Regions from separate parts of the Homo sapiens genome. Here region 2 is linked to region 1. Evidence: read pairs that join two places in POLR2A ChIA-PET (ENCODE). Cell type or tissue: PC-9. All regions are shown on one strand. Links, peaks and the distances in the headings refer to the core of each region. The heading gives the core; the rest is flanking DNA.

Evidence for each region. Peaks named below come from ENCODE experiments on the same cell type or tissue, not always from the same donor. Only the 100,000 strongest peaks of a DNase experiment are listed, where the experiment ranks them.
Region 2: POLR2A ChIA-PET joins it to region 1 with 26 read pairs; 1 of 35 experiments calls an interaction of 5 or more read pairs at or near these places.

The regions. Positions count from the first base shown.
Region 1 is chr11:33,631,610-33,639,459 of GRCh38, forward strand. All of the region lies in intron 16 of KIAA1549L (KIAA1549 like), which reads left to right. Among named protein-coding and RNA genes, the nearest start is that of C11orf91, 65 kb to the right of the region's middle. In PC-9, for the core only: no CTCF peak of the experiment used is centred there; DNase peaks (open chromatin) are centred at 1,922, 2,822, 3,062 and 4,702; H3K4me3 peaks cover 861 bases; H3K27ac peaks cover 4,113 bases.
Region 2 is chr11:33,263,370-33,271,219 of GRCh38, forward strand. All of the region lies in intron 1 of HIPK3 (homeodomain interacting protein kinase 3), which reads left to right. Among named protein-coding and RNA genes, the nearest start is that of HIPK3, 9.9 kb to the left of the region's middle. In PC-9, for the core only: no CTCF peak of the experiment used is centred there; a DNase peak (open chromatin) is centred at 3,272; H3K27ac peaks cover 1,315 bases.

The DNA of each region.
Region 1 (7,850 bases), core at 1,908-6,907:
ACCTGCTCCTGGCTGAGAACTACTGACCTAAGCAATGCTTTTGGAACTTGGTTTAAACATGACCTTCCCCAGCACCTTTTCCTGGCCCCTATGCCTATGGGCCCCTCCTTTGTGTTCCAGTAGCCCCTGATACCCCAATCAAAGCCTTCACCTCCAACTTCCATTAGTTAGTTCACTTGTGTTATTTCCCCATGCAACTCCTCGAGGACAGGAGTCATGTTTTATTTATCCTTGAAACCACAGCACTCGGAATAGTAACTGGCACACAGTAGATGCGGTGTCTCTATTTGTTGGGCAAATGAACAAACAAGTGTGTCAAACAGAAGAGGTGACTCCTGAGCTGAGACTTGAAAAAATGGGTCACGTTTCTAGCTCTGAGCCAAATACACATTAGATTTGACGGAATATCAAAACCATAGGCTGATGTCCATTGCCATTTGGAGTTCACTGTGAATGGTGGTTATCCACTAAAATCCTTTGGCAAAAGCAACAGAAACTCCAACTTAAACGATCTTAAAACATGAACAGGGTGAATTGTTTACGGTAAATCCAGGCATGGTTTGGTTGGGGCCCCAGTCTGTTCCTCTGCATTATACACAGGTCTGTGTTCCCTTGTGTGTTGGCTGTATCCACAGGTGGACTCTGGTAAGAAATCCCAGGCCTCATATCTACATCCTGTATGGACCAGTGCAAGAGGGAATTCTCTTTTCCCAACCTCAAGACAAGGTTTATGGGTTTTACTCTGACTGAGCCATCATATGCCAAGTGTCCAGCCCTTCATGAATCACTGTAGCAGTGAATGCGGGGAGATTACACTGATTAATTTAACTTGGTCAGGCCCCATCGATGGAGCTGGGGCAGCTTAGTCCCAGCTAGCCCCCCTGGCTGAAACACAGGGAGAGAAGGAGATGGATGCTGAGGCCATCACAGTGCCTGCTACAGTACCTGCTGCTTGAGGAACACTTGTAGTTGGACTTTTTTATTTAGAGAGACAGATCTTGCTCTGTTGCCCAGGCTGGAGTACAGTGACATAATCACAGCTCACTGCAGCCCCAACCTCCTTGGCTCAGGCGAGCCTCCCTCCTCAGCCTCCCAAGTAGCTAGAACTACTACTACCATACCTGGTTAATTTTTAATTTTTATTTATTTATTTATTTATTTTTGTAGAAATGGGGTCTCCCTATGTTGCCCATAGAGGCTGGCCTAGAACTCCTGGCTTTGAGCAATTTTCCCACCTCAGCCTCCCAGAGTGCTGGGATTATAAACATGAGCACTGTGTTGGGCATTTTAAGGAACACACCCAACAGTCTCCTCCACGTCACTCTTCCCTCCAGTTTCAGCCTGTTGTCATCTTTGTGTTTTTTGTCGTTGTTGTTTGTTTTTGAGACAGAGTTTCATTCTTGTTGCCCAGGCTGGAGTGCAATGGTGTGGTCTCAGCTCACTGCAACCTCCACCTCCTGGGTTCAGGCGATTCTCCTGTCTCAGCCTCCCAAGTAACTGGGATGACAGGTGCCCACCACCATGCCCAGCTTTTTTTTTTTTTTTTTTTTTTTTTTTTTTTGTATTTTTAGTAGAGACAGGGTTTCACCATGTTGGCCAGGCTGGTCTTGAACTCCTGACCTCAGGTGATCTGCCCGCCTCTTTCTCCCAAAGTCCTGGGATTTTTACAGGTGTGAGTCACTGCGCCCAGCCCTCTTGTCATCTTTGGTTGGCCCATTCTGAAGGGAAAGATCAGCGTGGTGTTGTGTAACGACTGCTATTCACTGTGAGCTCGGGAAGTCCAGGCTACAGTCAGAGGTTCATGTTTTAGACACAGATAGAGTGACAGAGGGATTTTGTGCATCCGTCTGGTTTTTTCAAGAGCTGAAGAGGTGAAAGGGCAGACTTGAGTGGATGGCGGGGAGAGCCTGTTTGTGATGGAATAGTGCTAACTCACGGGAGAGATCCTCCCAGTGTCCTCGCTCCCTGCAGTGCCAGCTCAGCTAAGATGAAAAAAAGCAGGTGATGACTCACCTAGAAAGCAAAACGCGAATTAGCTTTCCAAGAGAGAAAGCCATTCTGATATGTTTACTTTCGGGTGGATTCCTTTTGAAGAGGTGTTTTTAATTATGACTGTGGTTTATATATTGTTCTTGAAGTTCACAGGTAGTACAGTGTAGGGGCTGTGCTCATAGCCTCTGGAGCTAGGCTACTTACAAGCTACGTGAAGTTAGGCCAGTTACCTTCCTATCTGCGCTTTAGTGTTCTCATCTGTAAAATGGGGATACCAGTGGTACCTACTTTATGAGGATGTTGTGGAAATTAAATGAGCTAATGCAGACAAAGCATGTAGAAAACAGGCGGTGAACATTAGCTATTATAACTCCCCAGGAGGGAGAGGGCGATACTCCCCTTTTCCTGTTTCTTTTCTAGCAGTTACTACTCTGTTTTTGTTGTTGTTGTTGTTGTTTTGAGACAGAGTCTCATTCTGTCGCCCAGGCTGGAGTGCAGTGGCATGATCTCAGCTCACTGCAACTTCTGCCTCCCGGGTTCAAGCAATTCTCCTGCCTTAGCCTCCTGAGTAGCTGGGATTACAAGCATGCACCACCATGCCCAGCTAATTTTTGTATTTTTAAGAGAGGCAGGGTTTCACCAGGTTGGGCAGGCTTATCTGGAACTCCTGACCTCAAGTGATCCACCCACCTCGGCCTCCCAAAGTGCTGGGATTACAGGTTTGAACCACCACGCCCGGCCTGCGCTTACTGCTCTGAATTGTGTCACACACCAAAGAGAGGACTGCATTCCTCCAAGGGTGCCTTTCTCCAGCATGACTGGACAAGAGATGGGCCGTAGTACAAGGCCACACTTCCAGAGATGACCTTTAAGGTAATGTTTTTGCAAACACAGGGTGGGACAGTGGTTGCAACTCAAGGCAAATGGATCTTGTGGGCTGCTCAGTAATTGAATTTCCCCTGCTCCTTAGAGAGCAACAAGTTATGGGGGGAGAAAGACGGGAAGTTGAGCTGGCACCTAAGACTTCTGTTACACGGGGAAGATGTTTTGCTTTAGGGGCAGTGAGTAATGCTGAGAGCATTGGAGCACCTTCTTTTATCCTTGTCTGTCCCATCTTCATAGTCTCAGTGGAGACTCTGATTATGAGTCACTCTCTGAAAGGTCCTCTCTGAAAGAGGATGTCCCTATTTCCTTAGAAGTCTATGAGAGACCCTTTATATGTCTTTTCTACTGAACTGAAACACAGAAACAGCATGCTGTCCTCACATCCTCATAGCCCTGGAGTGATCGTAGATCATCCTTTGGAAGGGCCATCAGAATGAAATTTGAAATTTTGCTGAAAAAATTTTTTTTAATTCCATTTGCACGCCTTTGCAGAAAAGTGACCAAGCCATTATTTTGAACCCCACTGCCTGTTCTGAGGGGAACCAATCTCACTTTATTATTAGAGAAGCTTCCAGGATGCAGGCTTATGGGAAACTGCTGCCAAAGGTCTCTCTGCTCCTGTACCATCATGGTCTTCTTCCCACCTGGTGAAGTGAGAACTTCCTGAAATGTGGTTTCCAGAAGCAACTTTCTAAATATGTCTCTCCTTCCTCAGTAACAGGCAGCACTTGCAGTGGGCAGAGGAGGCATTAAATGGAGAGAAGTGGCACTGTTTTGTGTGGCCCAAAAGACTCCGATTGGTGGAAAATAAAAATGGACATGGAGCCAGATAAATTTCATCATGGCCAGATGGCCCAGGAATTTATCTTGCTGAAACCCCCACTCGGTCTCTGGGCCCTTGCCACGAAGTTGCATAATTTGTTCAGAATCTGTTCGTGCAGGATGGAGCTGCGATTGACACTGAGCTGAAAATCTGGGCTTTGGGGCAGGGTTTGGAGAGAGGCTTCAAATTCCTATGCTCCAGAAATGAAGTAACAAGGTGAGGTAAAGTGATGTTACACCCACTTGTGTGTCCTGGAAAGTGTGGGCTTGTAAAACCCCTGTTCACTTCGGGGCGCCTAACTCAAGAAATTCTAGAATAAGTGGCCTCAAGAGCCCTTTATCCCTCTTCGTTAAGCCCATTCTAGATAAAACTGTTTCATTCATTTTAGACAAAACTGTTTCATTCATTTTAGACAAATGGAAATGTCTTTTACTGTTGAAGACTTTTGAGTAGGAATTCTCCAGACTTTTAACACTCATTTATTCAGTGAGTATTTATTAATGTTCTACCACATGCCATTCTGGGATACGGCAGAAAATATGACAATATCCCTGCCCTCATGGGGCTTATCCAGTAGTCACCACTTATCCATGGTTTCAGCTACTTACGGTCAACTATGATCTGAAAATATTAAATGGGAAATTCCAAAGATAATTTATACGTTTTAAATTGTGTGCCATTCTGAGTAGTGTAATGAAGTCTGACGCCATCCCACTCCATCCCACCCAGGACATGAATCTTGCCTTTGTCCAGCTTATCCTGGTCAACAAGGATAATGTCTATGCTACCCAGCTGTCAGTCACTTAGTCACACAGTGGTTATTCAGACAACCACTGTCGCAGCATGCCAGTGCTTGTGTTCAGGTAACCCTTATTTTACTTAATGGTGGCTCCAAAGGGTGAGAGTGGTAACGCAATTTGGTTATGACAAAGAAAAGCCCTCTAGTGCTTCCTTTAATAGGTGAAAGTTGCTGACTTAGTAAGGAAAGAAAAAAAATTGTATCCTGAGGTTGCTACAATCTCTGGTAACAATGAATCTTCTTTTTTTTTTTTTTTTTGAGACAGAGTCTCGCTGTGTCACCCAGGCTGGATTGCATTTGCGTAATCACGGCTCACTGCAACTTCCACCTCCTGGGTTCAGCCTCCCAAGTAGCTGGGATTACAGGCATGTACTACCACGCCCAGCTAATTTTTGCCTTTTTAATAGAGATGGGGTTTCACCATGTTGGCCAGGCTGGTGTTGAACTCCTGACCTCAAGTGATCCACCAGCCTCGACCTCCCAAAGTTCTGGGATTACGGGCGTGAACCACCACGCCCAGCCAAGAACGAATCTTCTACCCATGAAATTGTGAACAGTATATTGTTATAATTGTTCTTTTATTATTAGCTATTGTTGTTAATTTCTCACTGTGCCTAATTTATAAATTAAACTTTATTATAGGTTTGTATGAGAAAAAACATCATGTATCTAGGATTCATTACTCTCCACGATTTCAGGCATCCAGTGGGGGTCTTGGAACATTTTCCCTGAGGATAAGGGAGACTAATTTATTACACTAGGGAAAACTGGCAACAAACACCCACACACATACATGTACAGCACAGTGTCGGGAAGGCTATGGAGGAACATAACTCAAGGAAGGCAGTGGAGAGTACCAGGAGCTTCTCTGAATAGCTTGGGCAGGGCAGGGCTCTCCAGGGAGGTGACTTTTGAGCAGACCTAAAATGCTTGCCCCAGGGGAAGAGCTTTCCAGGCAGAAAATTCAGCAAGTGGAAGGGCCCAGACATGCTTGGGGAGCTCAGAGACCATTAAGGAGACCCATGTAGCACAGTTCCTCTTGTTGGTAAAGAGTCTTGGCTTCAACTCTTGGCTTTCCTTCACTCTCACATCTAATCTGTCAGCAGCTCTGCCAGTTCTCTTCCAAAATACATCTTGAACTCACCTACCCCTTGTCTGTCCATGACCACCCTAATCCAGGCCCCTGTCATCTCTTCTGGCCTAGGTTACGGCCAGAGCCGCAAGCAAGTGCTTCCTAACCGGCCTCCCATAAATTCCAATCACATTTCTTCCCTGCTTAAAATTCTTCAGTAGTTTCCCATTGCCCTTTGACAACAGTCCAGCCTTCTTACCATGGCCTTTAAGACCCTGCATGATCTGGACCCTGCCTTCCTCTCCAGCCCCATGTCCTGACAATTAGGGCTTCAGCTACAAGGTCTGTATATTAGTTTGCTAGGGCACAGACTGGGTGGTATGGCTTAAACAACAGACATTTATTTTCTCACAGTTCTGGAGGTTACAAGTTCTAGATCAAAGTGTTGGTAGGATTGGTTTCTTCTGAGGGCCATGAGGGAAGGATGCGTTCCAGGTATCTTTCCTGAGTTTATGAAAGGCCATCTCTTCCCTGAGCCTTCATATCGGCTTCCCTTTGTACATGCTGTGTCCAAATTTCCTCTTCTTAGAAGGATCAGTCCTTTGGACCCAAGGGTCCACTCTAATGACCTCATTTAACTTAATTACCTGTGTGAAGGCGCCATCTCCAAATACAGTCACATTCTGAGATGCTAGGAGTTAGGACTTCAACATAAAAATTTTGTGGGGGACACAGTTCATTCTGTAACAGTCCTTTCTTTTTCTCAAGCACTACCAACTCTCTCTCACCTCTGGGCTTTCCTACAACCATCACATGGGCAACCTCTTCTCCTCCTTCAGGTCTGAAAACATGGCATCTCCTCAGAGAAGCTTTCCCTGACCATCCCCATCAAGCTAGCTATGTCAATCTGTTTTGTTTCTTTTAGTATGGGAAAATTGACATATGGTAAAAATGTACAGGTTGTTAGTACACAATGTGATGAGCTTTGACAAAAGTGTACACCCTTATAACCACCAGACCAATGAAAATACCAAACGTTTTCATCACTCCCAGAAAACTCCCTCACTTTTTTTTTCAGTCAATATTCAGCTCACCCATAGGCAACCACTTGTCTGATATAAACCACTATAGTTTTGCCTGTTCTTGAACTTCATATAAATGGATTTATTCAGTATGTACTCTTTTGTGTCTGACTTCTTTCACTCAAGATTCATCTATGTTATTTTATTCTCTAAAATAAATAAAAAAAAAAAAAATAAATAAATAAATAAATAAATAAAATACTCATCTATGAGTATTTTATTCTCTTTTATACTGGGTACTATTCCATTTTATAAATATAATACTATTTGTTTATCCATTATCCTATTGTTGGACATTTGGATTGCTTCCAGTGTGAAGCTAGTATGAAAAAAAAAACTGCCATAAACATTTTCATGTGTTTTCTTAACAAGTGTTTTCATTTATTTTGGATAAATATGTAGGAGTGGAATTTCTGGGTCATAGGGTAGGTATATGTTTAAGAAATTGTAGTCAAATTTACAAAGTTTTTGCACTGTTGCCTCTCCCACTAGCAGTATAACAGTTCTAATTCTAGTCTTAAACCTCACCAACATTTGTTGTTATTAATCTTTCTCATTTTAGCCATTCCACTGAATATGAAATGATATAATTTCCTTATTCCTAATGATGTTGATCATCTTTCCACGTGTTTATTGGACATTTTTGTGTCTTCTTTCATTGAGGTATCTTTTCAAGCCTTTTGCCCAATTTCTAAATTGAGTTGCTTGTCTTTTTGTTATTCATTTGTAGGAACTATTTATATATTGTGGATACAAATCCTAATATTTTCTTGTGGTTGGTAGCTTGTCTTTCCATTAGTTGTCTGATAAGATAGTAGTTTTAATTTTGAATAAGACTTAAAGCTACAGAATGTGCCCCAGGACTAAATTGTTTTGGAATATTTTTTAGGAAGAAGATACTTGGGGTTCCCAGCAGGGCTACAATTTTCTTCAAGTTTGTTCTCATGGTGTTTCAAAGAGAGGATGAAGTCGTGGGTACTTAGCCACTGTGTGCACTATTGTAGATGTATTGGACTGGTTCACTCATTTTAAAACAACATTAAAAGAATTCCAGGTGCTTCCTCTATCCAATGGCCACCATGAAGCGCAAGACCAGGGGCCCATGTGTGGAAGAGGAATGGCTTAAATCTCTTCTAAATACTGTGGCCTTTGCTACTGAGTTCTGATATACCATAACTCTCCAAAACTATAATTACG
Region 2 (7,850 bases), core at 1,212-6,211, 370 kb before region 1:
CAGTGGTGCGATCTTGGCTCACTACAACCTCCGCCTCCGGGGTTCAAGTGATTCTCATGTCTCAGCCTCCTGAGTAGCTGGGATTGCAGGTGCCTGCCACCACACCTGGCTAATTTTTGTATTTTTAGTAGAGATGGGATGTTGCCATGTTGTCCAGGGTGGTCTCAAACTCCTGGCCTCAAGTGATCTGCCCACCTTGGCCTCCCAAAGTGCTGGGATTACAGTAAGCCACCGCGCCTGGCTGCTATGATTTTAAATGTCCAAGTTGCTGGAGCCCAGAGTTCACTTAGTGAAAAATTGTAATAGCTTGAGGGAAAGATTAAGTCAGTAGCCTGCTAAGTGATCAGTCTTGTGAAATAATAGCATCTCTGTTTATCATCCTTGACCTCAGTTTTTAAAATCCCTCCCCCAACCCCTTCCTCTTTCTGTCTTTTGTTTCTTCAATCTGAGAGACTTTTCCTTAAGGTGGAGTTTGGGGAAGATAAGCTTTTTCTACAATTAAAACAAAAAAAAGTCTTATGTTCCAGGACTAATCTGAAGCTGCAAGTGTGAAGACTATAGAACATAATATTGCTGTTAAAATGAGTTTGAGTTATAGGATATATCCTTTTAGTTTCTGGAGATCTTAAAAAATAAAACTAAGATACATCATGTATGAATTAAAACTCAGACTTCTGATATCTATGTCTGTCACACAGTCCTTTTCACCTTCTTCTGAGATAAATATCTCTTAAAGACTAGATTTCTAGGTACACTTTTACCTTGCATTTTCTTCGCTGCTAACCTTGTCTTTTTTTTTTTTAAACAAAAAGGTCACACTTAAAGTGGATATTTAGAGAAGCATAATAAAGGAAAATGTAGTATTTGCTCATTTGAGCTGTACTTCTAAGTTGTGAAAGACTTATTCTTTCATATAATTCTTGATCATGTTGAACGCAAAGGATTGCCAAGGCTGGTGAGATAGAATTTCTTTTTATTTTGAGTAATTGTTTATGCTGGAACACCTTTTCCCATCCAAGTACTGATGAGGTCTGACCCTGCTTAGCCTCCAAGATCAGGCAAGTTCCAAGATCAGAAACTTTTCCATTTCTAATCTAGTTGGAAAAAAAACAGTTTAGATTTGATAGGCATTGAAATCAATAGAGTATGAGGCGAGCTCCTCACCCTAAACATTTTGTAGCTTTTATAAATTATATTTGATTTAATATGGATTACCAAGAAAATTGTCTTAAGGATGCTAGAAAATAAAAACTTGGCTGTATTTGGCTAGACAGTTATTTTACTGTGGAAATTTTAGAAAGTATTTGATTTGCTAAAAACAAAAAATGTTTATTTCAAATTCTTTAACTTCCCCCTACTTGGTTGTATATTATTTATAAGCATACAAAATATTTTAGAGTTTTTAAAAACAAAATAGTGAACTTGAAAACATTTGCAGGATATAACTTTGCTTATTAAATATTTCCTACCCTATAAATTGGCATATAAAGGCCTAAAAGTGCCAATTTTAAAATCTGTTTCAACTTTTTAAAAGCATATTTCAATTACATGTTATCTCTTTAATAATACAGAGAGTCTGGTAGGTTTGGTAAACTATACAACTTTAGATATATAATGCTACAGTTTTAAATAGTTAATGAGATAGATTAGAGTGATAACATTGAAAACTGAACCTGACTTTCTAGACATTTCTTCCAAAGAATGACTTAAATTAATACTTCTGAAGGCTCTAGGTATGTAATTTATTACACTTTCTATTGAGTTTAAATAGGGTGTAGTGACATAAAATCACAATGAAAATTACAGGTTATGCTGCTATATAACCTATAGCTATGATGCTGTGCTATATTCTCAAAGCCAAATAAGAATGTTTTGGGCCAACTTCTAATAAGACATTTTCAATGGAGACAGTAAGATGTCTCTGCAGTATATTGGTTGTAGTTTTGTATTTTAAAGTTAGGTAAGAATAATATTGGGTTCAAAAATAGTGGATTTGTAATCATTGTTTAATGTGCTTTAAATATTTTTTGTAGCTGATCACAGACTGTGGCCACAAAAAAGATAGAAATTTTATTATGACGGGTAATGATAAAATATTTGTATGAAAACTATTTATCTTATTGGCCAGGCACGGTGGCTCATGCCTGTAATCCCAGCACTTTGGGAGGCTGTGGTGTGTGGATCGCTTGAGCACAGGAGTTCAAGACCAGACGGGGCAACATGGTGAAACCCCATCTCTACAAAAAATACAAAAACTAGCTGGGCATGGTGGTGTGCACCTGTAGCCCCAGCTACTGGGGAGGCTGAGGTGCGAGATTACTTGAGCCCAGGAGGTCGAGGCTGCAGTGAGCTAAGATCGTACCACTGCAATCCAGCTTGAGTGATGGAGTGAGACCTTGTCTCAAAAAAAAAAAAAAAAAAAAAAAGCAAAATGGGCCGGGCACGGTGGCTCACGCCTGTAATCCCAGTACTTGGGGAGGCCGAGGCGGGTGGGTCATGAGGTCAGGAGGTCGAGACCATCCTGGCTAACATGGTGAAACCCAGACTCTACTAAAAACAAAAAAATTAGCTGGGTGTGGTGGTGGGCACCTGTAGTCCCAGCTACTCGGGAGGCTGAGGCAGGAGAATGGCGTGAACCCGGGAGGTGGAGTTTGCAGTGAGCCTGGGCGACAGAGTGAGACTCCATCTCAAAAAAAAAAAAAAAAAAGAAAACAAACCTATTTTATCTAGTATATATTTGAACGTCCACTAAGTGCAAGGTACTGTGCAGTGAACGAAGAGACTAACACGTGGTCCCAGCTTTGAGCAAGTATATGATAAGTGAAATTAGCTGAATACTGTAAATTTTCTTTTATATTTGTATATGTGCACCTAAGTTAGAAAAACACTGCTTAAGAAAAATGATTAACAATAGCACATTCAAACTTCTAGGCTGTTTACTTTATTAAAATGAAATATTTAAATAAATGATATTAAAATAGTAGCATTCATGTTAAAGTTGTGTGTTATTCACTGCTGTTCTTGCAGTGGGTAAAATCAAAATAAGTCATTGAAAAATATGAACACTTCTGTAATCCCAGCACTCTGGGAGGCTGAAGTGGGTGGATCCCTTGAGGCCAGGAGTCTGAGACCAGCTTGTGCAACATGCAGAAACCTTTTCCTACCGAAAAACAAAGAAAATACAAAAGTTATTCAGGCATGGTGGTGCATGCTTGTGGTCCTAGCTATTGGAGAGGCTGAGGTGGGAGGATTGCCTGAGCCCAGGGAGGTCGATGCTGCAGTAAGTAAACCATGATTGCGCCACTGCACTGTAGCCTTGGAGACAGAGTGAGACCTTATCTCAAAAACAAACAAACAAAAAACCAAAAAACCCTAATTTTTAACTTTATTCATTTTTTTTTAAACTTTGCCAAGTCCTGATGGAAAAAAATATTACCAGTTTTATCTTGTGACAAGTGTTTTCATTAAGGCTAATCAGTTTTATAGTTGAAGTATCTTATAGAGATAAACTGTATGTTAATTTAAATAAAAGAAGGTCATATTTCTCAGATGTGGCTAGTAATACAGTTCTCTTGTTTTCTCGTGGTTTTTTCTTCTGGACCTGTACAGTTTTCACATTGCCTGAGGGAATTCTATTAGGCTTGCCCTTTCTAGCCATATTTCCTTTCTCCTAAATTTAGAATGTAGAGCCCTTTAAACCTCATTCCTATGCCAACCTGTGGAAAGTAAACAAAAGGCGAAAACATTTCCAGCTTTTTGTTTTTTTTTTTTGAGACGGGGTCTTGCTCTGTCCCCCAGGCTAGAGTGCAGTGGCGCGATCTGGGCTCACTGCAACCTCTGCCTCCTGGGTTCAAGCGATTCTCCTGCCTCAGCCTTGAGATTACAGGCAACTGCCACCACGCCCGGCTAATTTTTGTATTTTTAGTAGAGACGGGGTTTCACCATGTTGGTCAGGCTGGTTTGGAACTCCTGACCTCAGGTGATCCGCCCACCTTTGCCTCCCAAAGTGTTGGGATTACAGGCGTGAGCCACTGTGCCCGGCGCACATTACAAGGTATTTTTAAGAATGTTGAACCTGCTAGCTGTAACTTACTTGAAACCACTACACAAAAGGAATATTATTATTATTATTATTTTTTTTTTTGAGACGGAGTCTCGCTCTGTCCCCCAGGCTGGAGTGCAGTGGCGTGATCTCGGCTCACTGCAAGCTCTGCCTCCCAGGTTCACGCCCTTCTCCCGCCTTGGCCTCCTGAGTAGCTGGGACTAGGCTCCCGCCACCACGCCCAGCTAAAATCTTTTTGTATTTTTAGTAGAGATGGGGTTTCACTGTGTTAGCCCGGCTGGTCTCCATCTCCTGACCTCGTGATCCGCCCGCCTCGGCCTCCCAAAGTGCTGGGATTACAGGCATGAGCCACCGTACCCGGCCGGAATATTATTTTTGTATTTCATTTATGTAACTTAAAAGTGTTTAACTTGGAGTCCTTAAAAGCAGAGATGTGAAAATGGCAAGTATTTTATTGTTTGGCTCCTAGTATAATTGTATATAATACAGTATTCTTGGCCAAGCTTGGTGGCTCAAACCTTTAATCCCAGTATTTTGAGAGACTGAGGCCGGCAGACCACCTGAGCTCAGGAGTTCAAGACCAGCCGGACCAACATGGTGAAACCCCATCTCTACTAAAAATACAAAAATCAGACGGGTGTGGTGGTGGGCGCCTGTAATCTCAGCTGCTCCGGAGCCTGAGGCAGGAGAATTGCTTGAACCCAGGAGGCGGATGTTACAGTGAGCCAAGATGGTGCCACTGCACTCCAGCTTGGGAGATGAGTGAAACTCCATCTCAAAAACAAATAAGCAAACAAACAAAAAACAGTATTCTTAATTAAATTTGACAATTTGGCAACATTTTGATATTTTATACATGTGTATTTAAAATTGAATTCTGGGCCGGGTGTAGTGGCTCAAGCCTGTAATCCTAGCACTTTAGGAGGCTGAAGTGGGAGGATTGCTTGAAGCCAGGAGTTCAAGACCAGCCTGGGTATATAGTGAGACTCCATCTCTATAAAAAATACAATTACCTGAGTGAGGTGGTGCATACCTGTAGTCCTAGCCACTCGGGAGACTGAGACAGAAAGATCATTTGAACCTAGGAGTTAGAGGCTGCAGTGAGCTAGAATTGCACCACTGCATTGCACCTTGGACAACAGAGTAAGACTCCGTCACCAAAAAAAAAAAAAAAAAAAAAAAAATTAAAAAAAGAATCTTGTATGAAAAGGTGTTTGGTATGATGACATGATTAATTGCCAGTAGCCTTGAACAGAAAATTTTCGGGAGTGTTTGCCTTATGAGTTGCCTTCTCTAAGCCTAGTGTGGCATTTCTGAAACTATTTCTAGTGGCCACTCTATAATTTCTCCTTAAAGTATCTCAAAATCTGAAATCTCCTTAAAGTATCTTACATCTGAAGGTCTATCTAGCTTGAAATGATTTTGCATTAATTCTATTGGAAGAAAATGAAATACCTCAACTTCCTAACCTATTAGAAGTTAATATATAACATTTTTGGGAATGTTATACTTTCATTTAAAAATATGAAATCGTATCTGAACTGTTCCTTAAGTTTAGGGACCATGCTCTTACCTGTTTTTATGTTCCCTAAAGTGTATAATAGATGTTGGAAAACAAATATATTACTATTATAAAAGGAGTCAAATACAGACATATGATACTCAACTTACATACCTTAATCAACGTGTAGCATCTTTATTGCATAGCTTGGCAGGTACCTGACCAAGCAGTTGTGAACATGTCATCGACAAACTTAGCTTCTCAAAACCCTCCTTTATTCCTGCCTCTTTTTTTACTTCTAACAGATGAGTCGCTTTCCTTGATAAAGGTCAGTAGGTATGACCTTCTCCCAGATTTCCAACCCTTTACCTCTGGACTTAATTCCAACAGTACACACTTTGGGATTTCACTCCTCTCTCAAGGAAAGAAACATCTCTTCATTCCCCCAAGATTACTCACTATTTTCCATGTGGGCTTCATCCAGAATTGTGTTTTTCAACATCTGGAGCTTGTCCAAAAACTTAAAGTTCTGTTTTTTTTCCTGCTTTTTTTTTGACAGGTAAAATTATATATATTTATTGTGTACAACATTGACTCTTTTTCCTTCAGCTTTTTAACATGCCCAAGTATCTGAGATCTTAAGCAACCATCTTTTAATTGTGCCTCTTCAAGTCTAGGGTCCTCTGTTTCTTTTTCTGTTTCTTCTAAACTTCTTAAATGTGTTCTCTGGCCTCTACTTGGATTTCTGTTCACTTCATAGCCTTTGGCAGTATAGTTCTGTCTATGCCACTTTAATGAGATTGCTCCTACTAAGCTCCCCTGTATTTTTTTTATTTATAGTTTATGTATTCCTTCAGATAATTGTTTACAGTGTCCCCTACTCAGTTCTTAGCTTTCAACCCATATTTTGAACCTCCTATTCATTTCCATATTTTTCCCTTACAGGTACCTCAGAATTACCTTATTTCTAAATCCTTTGCCTGGATTCCCTATCTAGCATCCTCATTTCTATTGCCCTGTGTGTGTGTGTGTATACCTGTATATGGTTTTTTATTATTTTTTTAAGACAGTTTCGCTTTCGTTGCCCAAGCTGGAGTACAGTGGCGTGACCTTGGCTCACTGCAACCTCTGAATCTCAGGTGAAAGTGATTCCTCTGCCTCAGCTTCCCGAGTAGCTGGGATTACAGGCACATGCCATGACGCCTGGCTAATTTTTTGTATTTGCAGTAGAAATGGGGTTTCACCATGTTAGCCAGGCCGGTCTCAAACTCCTGACCCTCAGGTGATCCACCTGCCTCATCCTCCTGAAGTGCTGGGATTACAGGCGTGAGCCACCATGCCTGGCCTGCCTTTTGTTTATGTTTGAAACCTTATTTATTTATTTATTTATTGTTTTTTTGAGACGGAGTCTGTCACCCAGGCTGTAGTGCAATGGCACGATCTTGGCTCACTGCAACTTCCGCCTCCTGGGTTCAAGCAATTCTCTTGCCTCAGCCTCCCAAGTAGCTGGGATTACAGGCGCCTGCCACCACGCCCGGCTAAGAAAATTGAGAATGTATGAAAACTTACAGTAAAAATAAGATATTAAAAAGAAAGAATGTGTAACAACTGTATGAAACTGCTTATTACAACTTTATATGAACAGTGAAAAAAATTGGAAAAAAAGCAGTCCAGCAAATTATGATATGCACATAGGATAGAACATTACGCTGCTATTTAAAATAATAATAGTTGATTAGAGTCTGGGTGTGGTAGCTCATGCCTATAATCCCAGCACTTTAGGAGGCTGAGGTAGGTGGATCACTTTTGCACAGGAGTGCAAGACCAGCCTGGGCAACATGGTGAAACCCTGTCTCTAATTAAAAAAAGAATAAAAAATGTGATAAGAAAAAGAATAAGAGGAAACATTGTTATATCCAGTTATCATGTATTTTAATTTTAAGCATATGATAAAACATTTAACTGACTTGAAGGAATTAGGTTCTTTTCCCTGAATATTTTGTAATTTTATAGTAATTGAATAACTTCAAAATGATTGCTATACTGAAATTTAACCTCTTGTTAATGTGAATGATATATCTTTTCATGATTTTATGGCAAAATACTTTAAGTTTTATATTAGTCTAGTATACCAATTCCTAGCAGTATGATTCCAGGTAAATGATACTGCCTTAGTGGTAATTTTTATTCACTCAAATTGCAAGGTTCTATGAATAAATAGCATTCTAAGTGTTTGTTAATATGATAAATAATGATATAAATGTTTTGGCGTATTTCATCATGTAT